2 separate regions of the Homo sapiens genome follow, and region 2 is linked to region 1. Evidence: chromatin contacts called from ENCODE Hi-C or POLR2A ChIA-PET data. All regions are on one chromosome and are shown on one strand. The core of a region is the stretch at or near the end of the contact, and the rest is flanking DNA. Distances in the headings are between cores, read along the strand shown. Region 1 overlaps SMURF1 (SMAD specific E3 ubiquitin protein ligase 1). Region 2 overlaps SMURF1 (SMAD specific E3 ubiquitin protein ligase 1).

Region 1 (5,857 bases), core at 2,142-4,641:
ATTAAAATTTATCTGGAAATGCAAGAGATCTAGAATAGCTCAAACAGTCCTGAAAAAACAACAACAAAGTTGGAGACTAGCACTTCTCAATTTCAAAACTTACTACAAAGCTAAAGTAATTACGACAGAATGGTACTGACAGTAGCGTAGATATAGAGGTCAATAGAATAGACTTCGGAATCCAGAAATAAGTCCTCATATTTATGGTCAGTTGATTTTCAACAGTGATGACAAGATAATTTGACAGGGGAAATAATAGTCTTTTCAACAAATGGTCCTGGAACAAGTGGATATACACATGTAAAAGAATGAAATTGAGCTCCTACCTCAAGAACTCCTAGGAGAAAACAGGAATAAATCTTCAATACTTTGGTCTAGACATGGAATCTTAGATATGACAAACAAAGCACAGGCAACAAAAGGAAAACAGATTAATTGGATTTCATCAAAATTCAAAGCTTCTGTGCTTCAAAGGACTCTTGAAGAAAAAGAAAACTCACAGCATGGGAGAAAATGTTTGCAAATTATGTTTGAAAAGGGTCTTGTCTCTAAAATATATAAAGAACCCTTACAACTCCACAATGAAAAACAAATAACTCAGTTTAATACATGGGTAAAGGATCTGAACAGACATTTCTCCAAAGAAGGCTACCAACATGGCCAATAAGCCCATGAAAAGATGCTCAGCATCAAAGTCTCAGAGACATGCCAATCAAAACCGTGGTGAGATACCCCGTAGACTCACTAGATGGCTAAAATTAAAAAATGCGATCAGGCCAGGTGTGGTGGCTCATGCCTGTAATCCCAGCACTTTGGGAGGCCAAGGCAGGTGGATCACCTGAGGTTAGGAGTTCGAGACCAGCCTGGCCAACACGGCAAAACCCCATCTCTACTAAAAATACAAAAATTAGCTGGGCGTGGTGGCAGGCGCCTGTAATCCCAGCTACTCGGGAGGCTGAGGCAGGAGAATAGCTTGAACCTGGGAGGCAGAGATCGCAGTGAGCCTAGATTGCACCACTGCACTCCAGCCTGGGTGACAGAGCAAGACTGTCTCCAAAAAGAACAAAAACAGAAGTGAGATCATAATAAGCGGTGGCTAGAATGTGGTGAAATTGGAACTTTTATGTATTGCTGTTGGGAATGTAAAATTGTGCAGCTACTTTGGAAAACACTTTGACAGTTCCCCAGAATGTTGGACATAGAGTTCCTGTCTGATGTGGCAGTTCTATCTCTAGGCAGAATCCTCAAGAGAATTAAGTATATGTCTACACAAACCCTTGTTACATGAATGTTTATTAGTGACATCCCCGCTTCAGCCTCCCAAGGAGCTGAAACTAACAGATGTGTGTCACCATGCCCAGCTAACTTAAAACAGTATTTTTGGTAAAGATGGAATCTTGCTATGTTGCCTGGGCTGGTCTCAAACTCTTGGCTTCAAGCGATATTCCTGCCTCGGTCTCCCAGACTGCTGCGATTATAGACATGAACCACTGTACCTGACCCAAGATTTATTTTTAATTAAGAAGCAATGTATACATGCATTCTCTTTGTGGAAAGACAAAAATGCTAGGCTAAAGGCCTCCTCGTCCACCTCTTCCAAGCCTGGGATCCTCCCTGCGCCATCCTTCTCCACTCCCGGACCCCTGCCCCAGGTAACTATGATTTAATTTCTGCCCATGTTCATTGTGAGTTGGGGGTCAGGGGGAGCTGTTTTCCACCCAGTCATTCAGATATCAAGGCCGATAGGAGTTCGGTGGCTTCGGGCTTCACTGAGGCTTGGAGATCTCTTACCTGCTCCTCTGTATTGTGGTCCGGAAGTGACACACAGCACTTTTGCTAGAGAGACTCCAGTCATGTGATCCCTTGCAGGGAGCTGGGAAGTGCAGACTTCTGTTTTCCTGGAAGGACAGGAAAAGGAGATGTTGGCAGCACTGGAGGAATCTACCATCGCCTGTAATTTTGCTTGCTTTTGTTGTAGTTTCCTGGTTTCAGTGTCGGTCTCATCAACTCAGTTGGGATGGCTTCTCTTATTATTATTTTGTTAGAAGGTGGGAACAGTTTTTATAAGGTGGGAATTATCTGTACCTTGAAATCTTGATAGAGTTTTCCTGTAAAACTAGGTAGGTTTAGCCGGGCGTGGTGGCTCACGCCTGTAATCCCAGCAGTTTGGGAGGCCGAGGTGGGCTGATCACCTGAGGTTGGGAGTTCAAGACCAGCCTGACCAACATGGAGAAACCCCATCTCTACTAAAAATACAAAGTTAGCCGGGTGTAGTGGTGCATGCTTGTAATCCCAGCTACTCAGGAGGCTGAGGCAGGGGAATCACTTGAACCTGGGAGGCAGAGGTTGCAGTGAGCCGGGATCGCGCCGCTGCACTCCAGCCTCCGCAACAAGAGCGAAACTCCGTCTCAAAAACAAAACAAAACAAAACAAAAAACTTATCTAGGTTTAGTGCTTTGTTTCTTTGGGTAAATTTTTGATTACTGTTTCAACTTACAGCCATTGGTCAGGGTTTCACTACTCTTTGGCCAAATTTGGGCAATTTATACGTTCTTAGAAAATGTTTCATTCTAGCTATTGGTTTAAAGTTGGGCCTCTGTGGTGCACTGTTATGATTTATAAAATTGTTCCTTGTGGTTTTATTTTCTCCTTTTGTCTTTATTTGGGGTATCTGTGCCTTTTTTCTTTTTCTTGAGCTTACTTAAAAAGGTTTGTTCTTTTTTTTTTTTTCTTAACTAATCTTTTAAAAGAACCGGCTTCTGGTTTGACTGACAGTTGTTTCCCCTTTCATTAACCTGCACTATTATCTTTATTAATTCCTTCTTTCTGCTTTATTTATTCATCCTTGAGTTGAAAGTGTAGGTTATTCATTTTCAGTCTTTCTGGGTTTCTAGTGAATGAATAAGTCTGCATTTTAATATACAGTATTTTTTATTTTCATTTGATTGAAACAGTTTCTCATTTCTACTTTGACTTTCTCTTTAATCCAAGAGTTATTTAAAACTGTTTAAAAATTTCCAGATGTGTGGATTTATTTAGGATGTATATTTAGTGCGGATTTTTTTTTGGGGTTACATTTAGTGAATGAATGCAGACTGTTTATCAATTTGGGAGATTTGTTAAAGTCTCTTTTGTAGCTTAGTATGTAGTTAGCTTTTCTAAATTCCATGTGTGTTTGAAACGAGTATGTAGTCTCTGTTTTACGAGGAAACACTTTTATTGAGTTTCTTTCTTTCTTTCATGAGGTGACTTCTTGTAAATGTTGAATGGTTCTTGGTTCTGTGTTCATTCTTGCAGCTGGGATTTCCTGCTTCTCCTTCGAGCTGTGGGGAGGAGCTGGGGAGGAGCTGCAGGAGGGACTCTTATGCTGTGTACCGGACACGCTGTGTTCTTCAGTCACCTGCCAGCCTGCGCAGAACATGGCCCTGTGTCCCAGAGCCAGGCTTCCATACTCTGTCTTGCAGATGGAGAACGAGCCTGGTCATTACCTCCACTGGGGGGTGGGCATGGCCAAGCAATGAGGATTCCAGGCGCAGCTGCTGTGGCCACACGCCCTGCCCGAGGCATCACTCTAGTGGCCTCCTCTGGGCCTCAGCTTCCCGGCTTCCCACCTGGGCATCCCCCAAGGGTTGGTCCCACCTCCTGTAGTGGCAGTTGCCTGAGGGTGGCTGTGTCATCTGTCAATAGCGAAGATTTCCCTCTGCTCCTTTGCTTTCCATCTTTTAGGGCAGTGATCCCCAGCCTTTTTGGCACCAGGGACCAGTTTCATGGAAGACAATTTTTCCGTGGACAGGGGTGGGGGAGATGGTTTTGGGATGATTCAAGCGCATTCCATTTATAGTGCACTTTATTTCTATTATTATTACATTGCAATATATAATAATTCTACAACTCACCATGCAGAGTCAGTGGGAGCCCTGAACTTGTTTTCCTGCAACTAGACAGTCCCATGTGGGGGTGATGGGAGACAGTGACAGATCATCAGGCATTAGATTCTCATAAAAGGGTGCAACCTAGACCCCTCGCATGCGCAGTTCACAACAGGGTTCATGCTCCTATGAGAATCAAATGCTGCCCGGCTGATGTGACAGGAGGCGGAGCTAAGGCAGTAATGCCAGTTGATCAGGAGCGGCTGTAAACACAGATGAAGCTTCGCTTGCTTGCTGGCTGCTCACCTCCTGCTGTGCAGCCTGGGGGATGGGGAGGAGGGTGCAGGGGAGGGGGGGTTGAGGACCCCTGTTTTAAGGATTCCTTTTGTGAGTAGAGCTGTGTATATGTTTATCTTAAATATCTATTCTGTCATTACTATTGGTATAGCAAAGAAGAGGCAGTCCACAGCATGTGTTCAGTCTGTCAGTCTCAAACCTAATTATCTGTCAATTTTATTCAAGTTGGAAGTGTGAAATTAAGCTCTCAATTCGGTGCCACTTTTTTTTTTTTTTTTTCGCCCAGGCTGGAGTGCACTGGTATGATCTCAGCTCAACGCAACCTCTGCCTCCCAGGTTCAAGTGATTCTCCTGCCTCAGCCTCCCGTGTAGCTGGGATTACAGGCACCCACTACCACGCCTGGCTAATTTTTTTGTATTTCTAGTAGAGACGGGGTTTCACCATATTTGGCCAGGCTGGTCTTGAACTCCTGACCTCAGGTGATCCACCTGCCTCGGCCTCCCAAAGTGCTGGGATTATAGGAGTGAGTGACTGTGCCCGGCACTGGTGCCACTATTTTTTTTTTAAATAAAGACATGAAAAGCCACAAGATTTCAGATAACGAAGCAAATAACCGAGTAATAGAATGAGCCCTTTCAGGATTCTGTAAAAGCTGTTTTATTTGTGAATTAATTTTTGAAAAATTTTACCCTGAGTCTTCAAAACTTTGTATTTTTCTGTGGTTACTGACATTAGTGACATTTCTTTTTGATTTGTCCCTGTCTTCTGTAACATATTTATATTATACATCAACCTGGAAAAATTTCATATTCAGCCCTTTAGAGTTGCCTGATGGTGGAAATCACAAATGACATATTAATAATCTGAACAAAGAATAGAAAGTGAACCAGACATAGCACCAGTGCCTGTGCTTAGAAGTGGATTAAGAGGCCAGGCGCAGTGGCTCACACCTGTAATCCCAGCACTTTGGGAGGCTGAGGCAGGTGGATCATGAGGTCAAGAGATCAAGAACATCCTGGCCAACATGTTGAAACCCCATCTCTACTAAAAATACAAAAAGTTAGCCGGGTGTGGTGGTGGGCACCTGTAGTCCCAGCTACTCGAGAGGCTGAGGCAGGAGAATAACTTGAACCCGGGAGGCAGAGGTTGCACTGAGCTGAGATTGCGCCACTGTACTCCAGCCTGGCAACAGAGCGAGACTCCATCTCAAAAAAAAAATAAAAAAAAATAAAAAAAATAAAAAAAAAGAAGTGGATTAAGAATCCTAGCTACTGTCAGTTTAATCCTTTTTTAAAGTCACTAATATTTTAATATAAAAAGTAAGCTTTTACTTTTCCTCATAAATGTTTTTCATATCATCATTCTTTGCAGAAAATTTAAAGATTACAACCAGGTGAAAAGAAGAGAAATAAATTATACCATAATTTATTATTAAAGAAAGATAATTATACTGTATTAGTTGACATCATTCCAGACTCTTAAATACACATTTATCCACATACACACAATTTTACCAAAAAGAGTTTACCTCGTCACTGTTCTGTAACCTTTTTTGTTTTTTTTTTTATTATAGACATTATTTTTTAGAACAATTTTGGACTTATGGAATTATTGCCAAGGTAGGACAGACAGTTCCCATGTTACCCCTTCCGCCCCCACACGCGCACACACGTGCACACACATGCAGGCA
Region 2 (5,857 bases), core at 927-3,426, 46 kb before region 1:
TTGAAGTGCATGTCTCAAAGCCTAAACATTATTTTAGTTAGTATTTCTAAGTAGATAATACATACATATGGTATAAAAGGGTGATTGTGAAAAATATGCCTCCTTTCCCCTCTGTCCCTTGTTAACCAGCTTGCCTCCAGAGAAAGAGCTGTTCTTTTTTTTAATTTTATTTTAAATTTTTTTTAGAGATGGGGTCTTGCTATGTTGACCAGGCTGGTTTTGAACTCCTGGCCTCAAGTGATCCTCCCATCTCGGCCTTCCAAACTGCTAGGATTACAGCCGTGAGCCACCAGGCCCGGCCGAGCTTTTCTTACCATGGTATTCTTGTGTTCTTCCAGAGATTTTTTTAAAATGCCTCTTCCTTTTCTCACTCCCTCCCTCTTTTTCTTTTAACACAGATGGGAGCATTGTGTGTGCATTGTTGTATACTTGCTTTTTGCACATACGGATCAGGGATTTCTCTGTTTCCTTACCTCCTGATCTGCCTGCGTGGCAGGAACATTCACTATGCAATGACTATCCCTGTGCTCGTCAACGTTCCCGTGTGACCTTGCAGTTAGGTGGGACCATGTAACTACTTCTGGCTAGCAAACTGTGAGAAGTGAGTTGTCCCACTTCGGGGCTGAAGCACTAGGAACCTCCAGCTCTGCCACAGAAGCTGTGTGTCATGTGGTGGAGCCTCTATCAGCCTAGATCCCTGAGTGATTACGTGAAGCCGAAGCTGGCCCTTCCCCCCGGCCCCTGCTCAGACCCAACCTATGCTGAACACGTAGTTGAGCAAGAAATAAACTTCTGTTATGTTAATTTGTTTCTACATCACACAGCTCCTCTTGATATAGCTGATTTCTTTTTAATAGCTGTGAAATTCATAACACTTTGAATGAACCCAGTTCAGATGATCAAATGCTTAAGAACAAAAAAGCATCTAATTAAAGAATAATAACTTTAAATATACAAATATCAGATCAATGCATCTTATCCCAATGTGTTGCCACGCAAATATCTGTATACATAATTTCTAATTAAACTTTTTAATTTTTTTAAATTTATTTTTCTGAGATGGCGTCTCGCTCTGTCGCCCAGGCTGGAGTGCAATGGCGCAATCTCAGCTCACTGCAACCTCCATCTCCTGGGTTCAAGCAATTCTCCTGCCTCAACCTCCGAGTAGCTGGGACTACAGGCACATGCCACCACGCCCGGCTGATCTTTACATTTTTAATAGAGACAGGGTTTCACCATGTTGGCCAGGCTGGTCTCGAACATCTGACCTCGTGATCCGCCTGCCTCAGCCAACCAAAGTGCTGGGATTACAGGCGTGAACCACTGCACCCAGCCCAGCCCATAATTAAAAAAAAAAAAAAAGGAATATATGCTTATTGAAAAGTATAAAGAAGAAATAAGTACTTTATTATTTGAAATGAGGCTTGATTCTTTAATATTAAGGCTTATAATTTTTGCATTAGAATTTGATATTAATTTTCTCGTCATTCTAAAGGAAGATAAATACCAACGCCATACATGCTCGCTGTTCTCATTGAATACTACAGTCAATAGAGAGGAGTATTGAAAAAGACTGTCTCTACCAGAAACTTAACAGCCATAGGGAAATGGTACATTCGCTAGAAACAGTTAAGTAACAATACAAAGCGCCCCTGAGTCTAGTTGCTGGGGAGGCCAAATGTGAACTGGCTCTAGAAAGATCTGGGTGGGCTGAGAGACCATGTGGTAATAGCATAAGCGAAGACAGAGTGGACATGAGTCTGGCTGCTTTGCAGGTCAGACGGACAGAAGAGGTGCCAGGCAGGTAGAGGGAAGAGAGGACACTTGGCTTCTGTAGAAGTCGTGAGTTGTCGGGGAGATTGGATCAGGAAATGAGATGATAAATTGTAATTTTATAGGCCTGCTGGGTAGAAAGTAGGGACTTTTCCTTTCATGCCCTGAGGATAGCATGGGATCCAGGGACTGGAGTAGCATGGTAACTAAGGGCCAGGTGCTGGAGGCAAGTGGCCTGGGTTCCAGTCCTGGCTTTGCCACCTTCTAGCCGTGGAAAGTGCCAGCAGGGTGCACGGGTAAGTGTATAGGTAATGTGAGCTGTGATGATGACTGCTGTTGTGCTACTTGGGAAGGAACCTGGTGACACAGAGCGACACCTAATGAGGGAATAGATTAGGCCCCATTCACAAAGTGTGTTACTGTGTTTACACAAATGCTGGATGATAGTCTTTCTAGGATGTTTCATAAGCACTCCTTTATTGGGCCCAAAGTTTAGACTAAGTGCTTTACAAAGGTTCTTTAAAACAAAAACAAAAACAGAAACATTTATTGGCTGGGCACAGTGGCTCATGCCTGTAATCCCAGCACTGTGGGAGGCCAAGGTGGGAGGATGGCTTGAACCCAGGAGCTCAAGACCAGCTGGGGCAACATAGTGAGAACCTCCCATCTTTTAAAAAAACAAAAACAAAAAATTAGCCAGGCATGGTGGTGCATGCTTGTAGTTCCAGCTACTTGGGAGGCTGAGGCAGGAGGATCTCTTGAACCCAGGAGTTTGAGGCTGCAGTGAGCCATGATGGTGCTTCTGAACTCCAGCCTGGACAACAGAGTAAGACCCTGTCTCGAATGAATGAATGAATGAATGAATGAATGAATGAATGAAAATTTTTATTGAATAACTACTATGCTCTAGGTTGTCTGGCAAGTGGAGTACTGGATATAATAAACAGGGTAGAGACCAGAGGAAGTAAATACTGTTTATCCATTCTGTACATGGTTACTAAGTTAATGTCAGGTTTCTATTTGGCCCTTGAAAAACCACTCCAAGTAGGTGAGAAGTGTCTGTAAGTAAGTTAAATTTTTGTATGATGACGGATGTCTTGATAAAGCGCAGTGGCATTCAGAGGGAAGTTTAGTTGGCCCTGCCCTGGATGTCCTTGCTTTAGTATCTTGCTGCTTTATTGTAACATGCTTTCTTAAAACCTTCTTAGAAGTACTAGTTGGATCCCAACTGTGGCTCCTCCAGTCAATGGTAAGTTAGTATTTGTGTAGTGACTTTTTTTTTTTTCCTTTTTGACACTGGACCTACTTCCATTTACAGTCAGATACTGCTTAAAACCTTTTTGTGGGCAAAGTAGGTCAAACCTAAAGTGCACAGAAGGGAACTGTTCAGGTAGAGAGGCAGATTCTGTAGAAGCGCCTGTCCCGTTTTCCCTTCCCTGCCGTTGGATCACTTTTGCTAGAGCTGTGCAGCCTTCATGCCCAAAGCTTGGAGTCTCTCCAAAAGTATTCTAGAATGAGATTCTGCCAAGTGCTAGCATTAAAGCTTCAGTATTGGGACTTTGGAGTGCCCCTTCTGCCCTTTGGCCTTTTTAAATGGAAACTGGGCGAGGCTGGTAAGCTATACCTTACTATTCTAAGGTGACCACCACTTGGAGTGTGGGTTTAAGACTGCTGCCAACCTGGATTTCCAGTACAGCTCTGCTGCTTGCTAGTGGGGTGACTTTGGACAATAATAATAAAGCTATTTGTCAATTATTGAAGCTCTTTACTATTTGCCAGGCAGCAATGAGGCCAAGCACTTTTCATGAGTTGTATTTCCTCCTCTTGATAAACTCACAAGATAGGTCGTATTCTTGTCCCTATTTTTGAGACGGTGAGATGCAATGGAGTCAGCCAACCCAGTTCCACCACATACCAGTAGCCTTGGCCAAATCATGTGCTTCATCTTTAAGCCTCAGACAAGACCTACCCCATCAGGTTGTTGTTGCAAGGAACAAGTGAAGTAACCTGGCACCCAGCTGTTGCCCAGCACATGTTAGGGGCTGACTTGCCTAAGGCTGCACTGAGAGTATTTTGCAAGTGGACTAAAGTTGAACTGCTTTGGGAAGATATTTGGCTTCTTACTTTGTAAGTTGGAGTAAAGATTGTTTCTAAATCTAGTTCTTTTCCTTTTTGTCTCTAGATTAAACTCTTACTATATCATTCAGTTAGGAGCTCTCATGTTTAGCCAACGTTCTCAGAAAGTGATCAGTTCAAGGGCTGTGGCATGGAGGGGAAGTGATGCAAGCTTTATTATGATACAGATGAGTAACCATATAAAATGGAAAATAATATTTGTTCTCCCCACATTCCCATCCCCTCTTACCAACCTAATATTTATCTATCTATCTATTTTGAAATATTTGAGGCAGAGTCTCTCTCTGTCACCCAGGCTAGAGTGCAGCGGTGCAATCATAGCTCACTATAGCCTCAACCTCCTGGGCTCAAGCAGATCCTCCCACGTTGGCCTCCTGAGTAGCTGGGACTACAGGTGTGCACTACCATGCCCGGCTAATTGTTTAATTTTTTATAGAGACAGGGTCTCACAATGTTGCCCAGGCTGGTCTCGAACTCCTGGTCTCTAGTGATCCTCTCAGCCTCCCAAAGTGCTGGAATTACAGGCGTAAGCCACCACGCCCTGGCCATAATATTTATTTTTTTATTGCCATTTATAACTTGGCTTACACTGCTACTGGCTATTTACTAAAAATCAGAGCAAACTTTGCCTTATTATTATGTATTGCATATATATTTTTGAAAGGTCACTCTTGCAGTTTTACTAAAAAAAAAATAAATAAAAGTTTCAGTGAATTCCGGAAGTTTGGGAATTCTCGGTTTACGCTAGCCCTGTCCTGTGTTTCTGTTTGGCTCTGTCCTCAGGCCTTGCCACCATTTTCTCTCGGTGAAAGAACTTGGCTTCACATTCTGTTCAGTTTCATGAACCTGCCTGTCACTTTGAGGCAGCGTTTGGGATTCTGCTTCATTAGCCTTTGAACTCATGAACCAAGTTGAGAGGATTTGCTACTATAGACAATTATTTGATCTTCGAGATATTTTGAACAGTTCCCAAGTGCAACACCAGTGGTTGTCCAAAAGACACAGAGAAGTGATGTGAAATTTTAATTATGTAAAAAAAAAAAAAAAAAAAAAAAAGAAAGAAAGAAAAAAGCCCTGTGGCATGGTTGATGTCAGTGCTATGGAGTGAGCCTTTTAGTAGTGCGGTCAAGGACACTACTTTTTTTTTTTTTTTTTTTTGACACGGAATCTCGCTCTGTCACCCAGGCTGGAGTGCAATGGTGCCATCTTGACTCACTGCAACATCTGCCTCCCAGGTTCAAGCAATTCTTCTGCCTCAGCCTCCCAAGTAGCTGGGATTACAGGCGCCCGCCACCACACCTGGCTAATTTTGTATTTTTTAGTAGAGATGAGGTTTCATCATGTTGGCCAGGCTGGTCTTGAACTCCTGACCTTGGGTGATCCACCTGCCTTGGCCTCCCAAAGTGCTGAGATTACAGGTGTGAGCCACTGCGCCCGGCCTTTTTTTTTCTTCTTCTTCTTCTTTTTTTTTTTTGAGACAGAGTCTCACTCTATTGCCCAGGCTGGAGTGCGGTGGCCCGATCTCGGCTTACTGCAACCTCTGCCTCCCGGGTTCAAGCGATTCTCCTGCCTCAGCCTCCTGAGTAACTGGGATCACAGGCATGCGCCACCATGCCCAGATAATTTTGTATTTTTAGTAGAGATGGGGTTTCACCATGTTGCCCAGGCTGGCCTCGAACTCTTGACCTCAGATGATCCACCAGCCTCAGCCTCCCAAAGTGCTGGGATTACAGGCGTGAGCCACCTGCCCGGCCTAACATTTCAAAATGCTAAAAACAGGTTCTTGTAGTCTTTTCCTTGGGTCCAGCATCGTTTGTTGCTGACTATATCAAGCAGCTACCAAGATGGCGCAGTGAAGGTGATGCGCAGTGGAGACTGTTCCCCTCGCCGCTCCCTGGTTCCTGCAGAGAGTCCTGTTGGCAGCTCGTTGGAACAATGGTTTTCCCCT

The links. Hi-C counts contacts between places; a loop is a spot of excess contacts on that map. ChIA-PET counts read pairs that join two places held with the same protein, here RNA polymerase II (POLR2A). Pooled maps may share reads with other maps.
Region 2: a loop to region 1 is called in a map of mammary epithelial cell, with 2.1 times the contacts of the local background. The contact joins two enhancer-like sites. A Hi-C loop is called at or near these places in 9 of 168 maps with a recorded cell type or tissue (CD8-positive, alpha-beta T cell, Calu3, K562 and 6 more) and 5 of 50 pooled maps. POLR2A ChIA-PET finds 5 or more read pairs at or near these places in 13 of 52 experiments (AG04450, BJ, Caco-2 and 10 more).

What each region holds. Positions count from the first base shown.
Region 1 is chr7:99,076,870-99,082,726 of GRCh38, reverse strand. The region is part of intron 1 of SMURF1 (SMAD specific E3 ubiquitin protein ligase 1); the gene reads left to right. Among named protein-coding and RNA genes, the nearest start is that of SMURF1, 64 kb to the left of the region's middle. Within about 2 kb of position 3,391, at least 7 of the 41 ENCODE cell types and tissues checked have a DNase peak (open chromatin) inside an H3K27ac peak, as active enhancers do.
Region 2 is chr7:99,121,854-99,127,710 of GRCh38, reverse strand. All of the region lies in intron 1 of SMURF1 (SMAD specific E3 ubiquitin protein ligase 1), which reads left to right. Among named protein-coding and RNA genes, the nearest start is that of SMURF1, 19 kb to the left of the region's middle. Within about 2 kb of position 2,176, at least 7 of the 41 ENCODE cell types and tissues checked have a DNase peak (open chromatin) inside an H3K27ac peak, as active enhancers do.